2 separate regions of the Homo sapiens genome follow, and region 2 is linked to region 1. Evidence: chromatin loops called from intact Hi-C (ENCODE). Cell type or tissue: PC-9. All regions are shown on one strand. Each heading gives the region's core, and the rest is flanking DNA. Links, peaks and the distances in the headings are about the cores only.

Region 1 (5,371 bases), core at 165-5,164:
GACCTTAGGATAAAGCTTTCTTCTGGTCTCTGTCATCTCCCTGCCAACCACCACCACCACCACCATCACCTTCTCTCTAATCTTGTTTGCTCCTCCCTGTGAAAGAATCATTCCTAACCTTTGAGGTGTTTTTTCTTTTTCTTTCTTTTTTTTTTTTTTTTTTTTTTTTTTGAGACTGAGTCTTGCTCTATCGCCCAGGCTGGAGGCAGTGACGTCGTGATCTCAGGTCACTCCAACCTCTGCCCGCCCTGGGATTCAAGCAATTCTCCTGCCTCAGCCTCCTGAGTAGCTGGGATTACAGGTTTCTGCCACCACGCCCAGCTAATTTTTGTATTTTTAGTAGAGACAGAGTTTTGCCATGTTACTCAGGCTGGTCTTGAACTCCTGACTTCAAGTGATCTACCCGTCTTGGCCTCCCAAAGAGCTGGGATTACAGGCGTGAGCCACCACGCCCAGCTGAGATGCTTTTTCAAGAGTCGCCTTAACATGAAGTCACTGTGTGAGGGTTTCGGCTCTCGAGTCAAGATAATTCACTTACTTTTAAAAGAAAATACTCAGCGTTTGAAGAAACCAACAAAATCCCTCAAACTCAGTGTCCATATAGATAGGCAGGGAAGACAAATTGTAAGGCGCTTGTATTTTATATAGCTCAACAAGAGAAGCACAAGTATCTATCCCTTTCAGACAACAAAGATGTGCCATTTAATTATTATTTCCATGACAATACACAGTTGAATAAATCATTATATTTGAATGCTTCTTGGTGTTGCCAAGTCCTGACCCACAGGGTTTTGTATTAATCTCTGAAGTCCAGGTACCAGGAAAGAGAAGAGTTATTCACCGTCACAAGTTCTCACTCTGGAAAGGAGAAAAATGGATGTTTTAATGAATCTTTGTAATTTACCAATTTAACTATGACACTTTATTGTGGAAATGTATTCATTTCGCTGCAGCCATAATGGAAGAGTGATTTTCCTTACTTTGCTGAGATTCTCAGCCCCAGTAGCCTTCTCAAGGCTAAGCCCTGGAATTCCATTTGAAATCACCCAAAAGAAAAGAACAAATATGAGAAATGTATCACACGCCATCTGGGTAAGACAAAATGTAAATTAAAAGCTTTATCGGATGATGGGTGGCTCATGCCTGTAATCCGAGCACTTTGGGAGGCCAGCCGGTGGATCATTTGAGGTCAGAAGTTCGAGACCAGCCTGGCAAACATGGTGAAACACCATCTCTACTAAAAATACAAAAATTAGCCAGGTGTGGTGGCAGGTGCCTGTAATCCCAGCTACTCCGGAGGCTGAGGCAGGAGAATCACTTGAACCTGGGAGGCGGAGGTTGCAGTGAGCCGAGATGGCACCACTGTACTCCAGGCTGGGCAACAGATCAAGACTCTGTCTCAAAAAAAAAAAAAATTAATGGATGAAATATAAGGCTAGACATTTCTTTTCTTTTTTCTTTTTTTTCTGAAATACACCTCTTTCTTGCCTCCTTGGATATATTCTATCTTGTCTATCAAACTCTACTAATAAAATCCATTTGATATTTAATTTTTTAAAAACTGAGGTTCAGGCTGGGTGCAGTGGCTCACACCTGTAATCCCAGCACTTTGGGAGTTTGAGGCAGGAAGATCGCTTGAGCCCGGGAGTTTGAGGTCAGCCTAGGCAATGTAGTGAGACCCTGACTCTATTATAAGTAAGTAAGTGAAAAAAAAATTTTCAAGGTGACAAACCCAGGGAGGGGTAGGGCAAACTGGAATACCGGCAAGTCTGACTCAAGTGTCAGATCAGGTCATCCTATATAACCTCAGACATGCCCCAAACCCTGTGCTGCTCACATATATACTCAGTGACCACCCTCCCAGAAGACACTGCATTGTGTGCGTTTCAGCTTTTTGCGTCACCTCAGTGAAGGTGGTTTTCCTGTCCTTAGCCATAGTTTTCTCCCTTCACTAGGCTAAGAGGATTCAAAGGACAGGGATCATTCCAGTCTTTTCCCTTCAATAGCAGCATCTGAGTGGCTGACCAGAGAGGTATTTCCAAGAAGTGAAAACTGGGCTTGGGGTGAGAAAAGCTAAATGTCCTAAGGGGTTTCCTTTTAGATGACGGAGGGAGATACCAGGGGACTCCTCCCTCCCGGGAGGTAGGGGGAGGGGGTGCACCCGGCGGCTCCCCTGAGAGGCCCCACAGGCACATCTCAGGCTGTCCTCTGGGAAGAAATGACCCAGGAGCTGATATTCATGACCCTCCAAGAGACCCGGCAGCTTGTGGGCATCTCAGATGAGCCCCAGGCAGTTCTGAAACCCAGGACCAGGAAAAGATAAGAGGGTGGGCTGAGGTCACATCACCCTGTAACGTTTCCAAAAGGGAACTGTCAGGCCTCTGAGCCGAAGCTCAGCCATTGTAACCCCTGTGACCTGCACATATATGTCCAGGTGGCCTACAGGAGCCAAGAAGTCTGGAGCAGCTGAAAAACAAGGAAGTGAAACAGCCAATTCCTGCCTTAACTAATTAACCCACCTTACGACATTCCACCATTATGACGTGTTCCTGCCCTGCCCCAACTGATCAATCGACCCTGTGACATTCTTCTGGACAATGAGTCCCATCATCTCTCCACCATGCACCTTGTGACTCCCTCCTCTGCTGACAACAGATAACCACCTTTAACTGTAACTTTCCACAGCCTACCCCAGCCCTATAAAGCTGCCCCTCTCCTATCTCCCTTCGCTGACTCTCTTTTCAGACTCAGCCCACTTGCACCCAAGTGAATTAACAGCCTTGTTGCTCACACAAAGCCTGTTTAGGTGGTCTTCTATACGGACATGCTTGACACTTGGTGCCAAAATCTGGGCCAGGGGGACTCCTTCGTGAGACCGGCCCCCTGTCCTGGCCCTCATTCCGTGAAGAGATCCACCTGCGACCTCGGGTCCTCAGACCAGCCCAAGGAACATCTCACCAATTTCAAATCGGGTAAGTGGTCTCTTCACTCTTTTCTCCAGCCTCTGTCGCTACCCTCCAATCTCCCTGTCCAGTCTTTTTCTTCTCTAGTAGAGACAAAGGAGACACATTTTATCCGTGGACCCAAAACTCTGGCGCTGGTCACAGACTCAGGAAGACAGTCTTCCCTTGGTGTCTAATCACTGCGGGGACGCCTGCCTAATTATTCACCCACATTCCACTGGTGTCTGATCACCTTGGGGATGCCTGCCTTGGTCATTCACCCACATTCCCATGGTGGCAAGTCATTTGCGGGGACGCCTGCTTTGGCTGCTCACCCCCGCCCTTCTCCGTGTCTCTACTTCTCTCTTTAAACTTACCTCCTTCACTTTGGGCAATCTTCCGCCCTCCATTCCTCCCTCTTCCCCCTTAGCCTGTGTACTTAAAAACTTCTCTTAAACTAACACCTGATATAAAACTCAAACGTCTTATTTTCTTCTGCAATACTGCTTGGCCGCAATATAAACTTGACAATGGTTCCAAGTGGCCAGAAAACGGCACTTTTGATTTCTCCATCCTACAAGACCTAGATCATTTTTGTCAAAAAATGGGCACATGGTCTGAGGTGCCTTGCGTCCAGGCATTTTTTACACTTCGCTCCCTCCCAAGCCTCTGCTCCCAATGTGACTCATCCCAAATTTTTCTTCTTTCTCTCCCGTCCGTTCCTTCAGTCTCTACCCCAACCTCAGAGTCCCCTGAATCCCCCTTTTCTGCAGACCCCTCTGACCTCTCTCCCCCTCCCCAGGCCACTCCTTGGCAGGCTGAATCAAGTCCCAATTCTTCCTCAGCCTCCGCTCCCCCATCTTATAATTCTTCTATCACCTCCCCTCCTCAAACTTGGTCAGGCTTAGTTTCATTCCATGACTAGCTCTCCCCCACCTGCCCAACAATTTCCTCATAGAGAGGTGGCTGGAGCTGAGGGCACAGTAAAGGTTCATATACCTTTTTCTCTATCAGACCTTTCCCAATCAGTCAGCGTCTGGGCTCTTTCTCATCAGACCCCACTAAATATACACAGGAATTCCAATATTTGACTCAGTCCTACACTTTAACCTGCAGTGACCTAAATGTCATCCTGACCTCTACCCTCTCCCCAGATGAGCAGGAAAGAGTTTATACCCTAGCCCAATCTCACGCTAACACCCGCCGGCATCATGAGCCAGACCTCCAAGAAGGCATCAGGGCAGTTCCCTGAGAGGATCCTTGATGGGAATACCAGACAGGCTCCCCAGGTATAGCTAGGCGAGATTACATGGTCTCTTGCCTAGCTGAAGGGCTGAAAAAGGCAGCATACAAAGCTGTTAATTATGACAAGCTTTAAGAAGCCACCCAAGGTAAAGATGAAAATCCAGCCCAGTTCATGGCCCGTTTGGTGGCTACCCTTAGAAACTTTACAGCCCTAGACCCTGAAGGGCCAGAAGGCCATCTTATTCTCAATATGCATTTTATCACTCAGTCAGCTCCTGACATTACAAAAAAAGCTTCAAAAATTGGAATCTGGCCCTCAAACCCCACAACAGGAATTAATCAATCTCGCCTTCAAGGTGTTCAACAATAGAGAAGAGGCAGCCAAGCAGCAACGTCTTTCAGAGCTGCAATTGCTTGCCTCTGCTGTAAGACAAACCCCAGCCATGCCTTCAGCACACAAAAACTTCAGAGCAACCAAACCACAGCCTCTAGGCACTCCTTTAAAACCATCTCATGGACCTTGCTTCAAGTGCCGCAAAACTGGCCACTGGGCCAAGGAATGCCTGCAGCCCGGGATTCCTCCTAAGCCTGTCCCACCTGTGCGGGACCCCACTGGAAATCGGACTGTCCAACTAATATCACAGCCCCTTCTAGGGTCCCTGGAGCTCTGGCTCAAAGCTCTCTGGCTGACTCCTTCCCAGATCTCCTCGGCTTAGTGGCTGAAGACTGATGCTGCCCGATCGCCTCAGAAGCCCCTTGGACCATCACAGATGCCGAGCTTCGGGTAACTCTTACGGTGGAGGGTAAGTCCATCCCCTTTTTAATCAATACGGGGGCTACCCACCCCACATTACCTTCTTTTCAAGGGCCTGTTTCCTTTGCCCCCGTAACTGCCGTGGGTATTGACGGCCAAGCTTCTAAACCCCTTAAAACTCCCCAACTCTGGTGCCAACTTGGACAACATTCTTTTATGCACTCCTTTTTAGTTAACCCCACCTGCCCAGTTCCCTTATTAGGCTGAGATATTTTAACCACATTATCTGCTTCCCTGACTATTGCTGGGCTACAGCCACACCCCATTGCTGTCCTTTTCCCCAATTCAAGGCCTCTTTCGCATCCTCCCCTTGTATCTCCCCACCTTAATCCTCAAGTATAGGATACTTCTACTCTTTCTTTGGCAACTG
Region 2 (5,371 bases), core at 190-5,189, 130 kb before region 1:
TGCTTAGGAGGCTGAGGCAGGAGAATCGCTTGAACCCGGGAGGCGAAGATTTCAGTGAGCCGAGATCGCACCATTGTACTTCAGCCTGGGCTAGAAAAGTGAAATTCCATCTCAAAAAAAAATATTTCTAAGTAATACAGATTACTAAGAAATAGTATAGTGTATATACATGACTTAAAAATAAAAATAACTAAGCAGATGAAAGAGCTCTGCAAGGAAAACTATAAAATACTGACAAAAGAAACTGAAGAGGTCACAAAAAAAAATAGAAAGACATTCCATGTTGGAAGGAACATTATTCCAACATTAGTTGGAGGAACTAATATTGTGAAAATGACTCAGCTACCAAGAACATTCTACAGATTTAATGCAATCTCTGCCAAAATACCAGTGACATTCTCTAGAGAAATAGAAAAAAACAGATTCTAAAATTTATATGATATCATAGAACACTACACAGAGTTGAAGCAATCCTGAGTGAAAAGAAGAAATCTGGAAGAATCACACTATCTGACTTCAAATTATACTACAAAGCTATAGTAATCAGAACAGTATGATACTGGCATAAAGAGAGACCAATGGAAAAAGACCAATGGAACAGAACATAGAACCCAGAAATAAATCCATGAATTTACACCCAGCTGAATTTCAACAAAGTTGCCAAGAATATTCAATGGGGAAAGGACAATCTCTTCAATAAATGATGGTGAAAGAACTGAATGTGTACATGCAGAAAATGAAACCAGATGCTTATCTCTTACCATATTCAAAAATCAAACCAAAATGGATAAAAGACTTAAATGCAAGACCTGAAACTATGAATTACTCGAAGAAAACATTGGGGAAATGCTTAAGGAAACTGATACGGGCAAGAAGTTTTTTGATAAGAACTCAACAGCATAGGCAACAAAGGTAAAATGGTGAAATGGGATTAAATCCAACAAAAAAGCTTCTTCAGAGCAAAGAAATCAATCAACAAAGTGAAGAGACAACCTACAGAATGAGAAGAAAAATTTGCACGTTTTCAGTCTGACAAAGGATTGGTAATCAGACCATATGAGGAACTCAGACAACTAATAGCAAAGGAAACCCAAAAATAATTCGAGTAAAAATGGGCAAATGATCTGAATAGACATTCCTCAAAAGAAGACATACCAATAGGTATATGAAGAGTTGCTCAACATTACTAACCATCTGGGAAATGGGAATCAAAACCACAGTGAGATAACATCTCACCCCCATTGAAATGGGGATTATAGAAAAGACAGTTTATTTATTTTTTTCCTGAGATGGTGGATTGGAGGGATTGTTAGCATGCTTCTCCCACTTGGAAGACAACATAGTGTGTAAAGATTCACACTGTGAAGTTTTTTCCAAGAAGTGACACAGGAACTTAACAGGAAAACTGAAAGAAACCACCCTTTGAAAGAAGCATCAGGCTGCAGCCTACACCACGAGCCAGGTGGACAACTGTAAGTCCCCAGAGTGTGAGAGAGGGTAAAGTGCCTCCAGGATATACAGTCCCACCGGGGAACCTGGTAATCCAGGCCACAGGGAAGGTCTTAATCCTTCCTTGTGGCAGGCCAACTGGGTGGCTGGGTCTTAATCCTTCTGAGTACTGGAGCTGACTTAGTAAGTGGTGGGAGTATATGAGAAGTGGCATCAGGGCAGGCATTCCCAGTCTCTGGCATTCCCAGTCTCCAGCAGGACAAAGGGAAGCCATTCCTGATCCTACCTCACAGGGGACCTCATGGACGTCTGCCAGCTAACACAGGTGGTGGTCACAGGTTGAGAGAAACTCCCAACTGAGATTCACAATATAATCTCAAGTAGGGATAACTCCCCCGTGGTCAGACCAAGAGGCAAGTGGGAAGTGAGCTGCAGCAACCAGCACAGGAGCTTGGTGTTCCTGCTTAATGGGCAAACCTGGAGAGGTGTGGCCTGAAAGCTGCAGATACTGGCTCAGCATTGGACTTTTGTGTCCCTGCTTAATGGGCAAACCTGGAGAGGTGTGGCCTGAAAGCTGCAGATACTGGCTCCTCAGGGAAGGCGTATGGCCTGGGGCACATTTGAATTCTGAGCACAGACTGCCTGGAACCTAGCTAGCTGCTGCTAGTGGAACACTGTGGGTGCAAGACCTGTCTTGCCAAGAGTGTAGGAGCTGGGTGTGGCTTATTGCCACCTGCTACTCCCCATTCCCCATACAGACTCTTCTGTGAAGCAGAGGCAGCTGTGCTCCTCCCTGGACATTATTCCTGCAACCAGAGAACCACTCTCTGATCCCCAGTGGGGCTACTGCTTTTGTCCAGAGGTGGAGAGCCAGAGTGCGGACTTGCCTGATTGAGCTCTCACTTGGCTTTGCCCCTCCACCTGCCCTGATATATTAATACGTAGGGCAGAAATTTTTGGGAGCCCTATGGCCCCCCCGCCCGGCCCGCCACTGCCTGAGACGCGAGAGTACCTCCTCTGGGTAACATAAGACAGACACAAATTCCACTGCTACCACCACAGCTGGTGTTATTTTGCAAGCGCCACCTCCTGGCTGTGGGCCAATTGACAGAGTCCATTATAGTATCTGCTTGCAAGCACAATAACAGCCAGCAGGAAGGAGAAAACTTGTGCATGACCTCAGCTATCACTATTGCCTGCATCCATCTGGTTAATCAGGAAGTTCTGAGTCTGTCCACATGACCAGTTTGTTAGTACCACAGCTGGCATTTGAGAAAGCCAACACACTAAGGCTACTTATAACTGAGCAATCTCACAGAATCTACATCACTCCCCTTCTTCCCCCATCAGAGCTGGGGCTGGTACCACTGCTGGGGGTTTTGAGGATCCGTTACTTGATTGGCCCCTTGCAGATATTCTCCAGCACCAGCATAAATTGTGGCAGCCCCACTGGGTGGCTAGACCAAGAGGAGCCGCAGCCTTCATAGTAGTCTGGCTCTCTGAGACTCCTACTTCTAGGGGGAAGGGGAGTGCACCGTATCAATGGAGCACACCATGGGACAAAAGATTCCAGATGGTAGACCTTGAGTCCCACTTTCCGCATATGAGAAGTTGCTTTTCTTTTTCTTTTTTTTTTTTTTTGAGACAGACTTTCGCTCTGTCCCCCAGGCTGGAGTGCAGTGGCGCAATCTCGGCTCACTGCACCTGGGTTCAGGCAATTCTCCTGCCTCAGCTTGCTGAGTAGCTGGGGTTACAGGCGCCTGCCACCGTGCCCAGCTAACTTCTTGTATTTTTAGTAGAGATGAGGATTTGCCATCTTGGCCGGCTAGTTTTCAACTCGTGATCCACTCGCCTCAGCCTCCCAAAGTGTTGGGATTACAGGCTTGAGCCGCTGTGCCTGGCAAGAAGTTTCTTTCAGCAGAGGCATAGGTGCAGTGCTGGGTTCAGTGGCGGAAATGTCTGCAGATCTACTTCAACAGTCAGGCACTTCTGGGGATCAATGAAGGGTCTTAGAGAAGGGGACTTTTTCTTCCCCTTGTCCACTACTGCAGACACAGCTGCAGCTTCTCCCATGACAGCTTGGCATGGCTACACATGTAGACATTCATTCTCTCTGGAATAGTTCAGAGTGACTGCATTCTATAGGAGGAGCACTCTCCAGGTTCAGGCTTGCATGAGTGGCAGAGCCCCAGTCCCTCTCTACAGGGAATATCAGCATTCCTGCAAATGAAAAGAGGTGCCTATCTGATCTGACTAGTCAGATCACTGGGTCAGGAGTGTATCTGGGAGGTGGGTAGGTTTCCTGCTGTCCTGGCAGGGGAGCTGAGGAGGCTCCCTCCCTTCCCCTTGAAAAGACCTCCATGTGTTTCCCTGAGAGCTCCCCCAACCACATCTGTCAAGGATGGCACCTTTGCCCCCCACTGGGAACTGCATTGACCAAACTGCTTTAACCACAGCTGGTTTTTATTCATGGATACCTCCCTTGAGTGGCCTAAAGCCTGAACTGTTCATCCAGGTAAAAAAAAAAAAGGTTGGGGGGATATAAATAAATAAATAAATGCATACTACTGGGGAATGAGATAAGCTTCAAGAGACCTCTGCCCTTCCAACACCAACAGAAACAGTGAACCTGCCCTCACACTGAGCACATTGCTACTACAACTAGCATCTGAGAAAGCCACCATACAAAGACTCCGTATAACCAAGGAACTCATACAGAGTCTGCACCCACGAAAGCACCCAGAGCCATAGGTTACAATAAACTCTAAACATCAAAGTCACATCCTCAAAGGGAAAAAAGATCTAAGAAACATCACAATTAATCAAAAATAAGTTCAAAAATAATTAGAAGAAGCAGTCTAACCAGGTGAGTGGAAATCAGAAAAATAATTCTGGCAATATGACAAAACAGGGTTCTATAACAACCATTAGCTCTCCAGCAATAGATCCAAACCAAGAAGAAATCTTTGAAATACCAGATAAAGAATTCAAAAGATTAATTATTAAGTTACTCAAGGAGATACAAGGGAGAACTGAAAACCAGCATAAATAAATTTAAAAATTAATTCAGGATATAAATAAAACTTTTCTAAAGAAATAGCTATTTTAAAGAAAAATCAATCAGAAATTCTAGAAATGAAAGACACATTTAGAGACTTACAAAATGCAGGGGAAAGTTTTGAAAGTAGGCTTGACCAAGTCGAAGAAAGAATTTCAGAGCTCAAAGACAAGGCTTTGAGTTAAACCAATTAGACAAAAATAAAGAAAAAAGAACTAACTTTTTTCTTTCTTTTTTTTAAAAAAAGAAAAGAAATGGAAAGTGTACCCAAGAAATACAAGATTATCTATAATGGCCAAATATAAGTATCACTGATGTTCCTGAGGAAGAAGATAAACAGAAAGTTTGGAAAACTTAGTTTAGGGAATAACTGAGGAAAACTTTCCTGGTCTTGTTAGAGATTTAGATATCTAAATATAATAGGCTCAAAGAACTCCTGGGGAATTATTTGCAAAAAGGACATGACCAAGGCACATAGTCATTAGGATATCTAAAGACAACATCATAGGAAGAATGCTAAGAGCAGTGAGGAAAAGCATCAGGTACCTATAAAGGAAAACCTATCAGACTAACAAGACTTCTCAGCAGAGACTTTATGAGCCAGAAGGAATTAGGGTCCTATCATTAGCTACCTTGTACAGAAAAAACTGTCAGCCAGGAATTTTGTATCCAACAAAACTAAGTAAAAACAGAAGGAGAAATAACATCTTTTTCAGACAAGAAATGCTAAGGGAATTTGTCCTAATAGACCAGTCCTACACCAGCTAAAACCTGTTTTGCTAAACTACATTTATGCACAACGAGCACAGAGATAAACTAAACCAAAAAAAAGTATGAATGAAACCACTGGGATCCTTCTATCCC

What was found. Hi-C counts contacts between places; a loop is a spot of excess contacts. Peaks named below come from ENCODE experiments on the same cell type or tissue, not always from the same donor. Only the 100,000 strongest peaks of a DNase experiment are listed, where the experiment ranks them.
Region 2: a loop joins it to region 1, with 14 times the contacts of the local background. A loop is called at or near these places in 1 of 110 quality-filtered maps.

What each region holds. Positions count from the first base shown.
Region 1 is chr19:15,826,367-15,831,737 of GRCh38, forward strand. LOC124900418 (collagen alpha-1(I) chain-like) reads left to right here and starts at 2,581. Exons shown (of 3, transcript XM_047439793.1): 1 at 2,581-2,972; 2 at 4,889-4,990. UCA1 (urothelial cancer associated 1) reads left to right here and starts at 2,581. Exons shown (of 3, transcript NR_015379.3): 1 at 2,581-2,972; 2 at 4,889-4,990. RefSeq lists an enhancer at 1,825-3,024. In PC-9, for the core only: no CTCF peak of the experiment used is centred there; DNase peaks (open chromatin) are centred at 2,025, 2,525 and 3,195; H3K4me3 peaks cover 4,305 bases; H3K27ac peaks cover 4,852 bases.
Region 2 is chr19:15,700,180-15,705,550 of GRCh38, forward strand. No RefSeq gene overlaps it. Among named protein-coding and RNA genes, the nearest start is that of OR10H2, 25 kb to the right of the region's middle. In PC-9, for the core only: a CTCF peak has its summit at 2,772; DNase peaks (open chromatin) are centred at 2,062 and 2,612; H3K27me3 peaks cover 523 bases.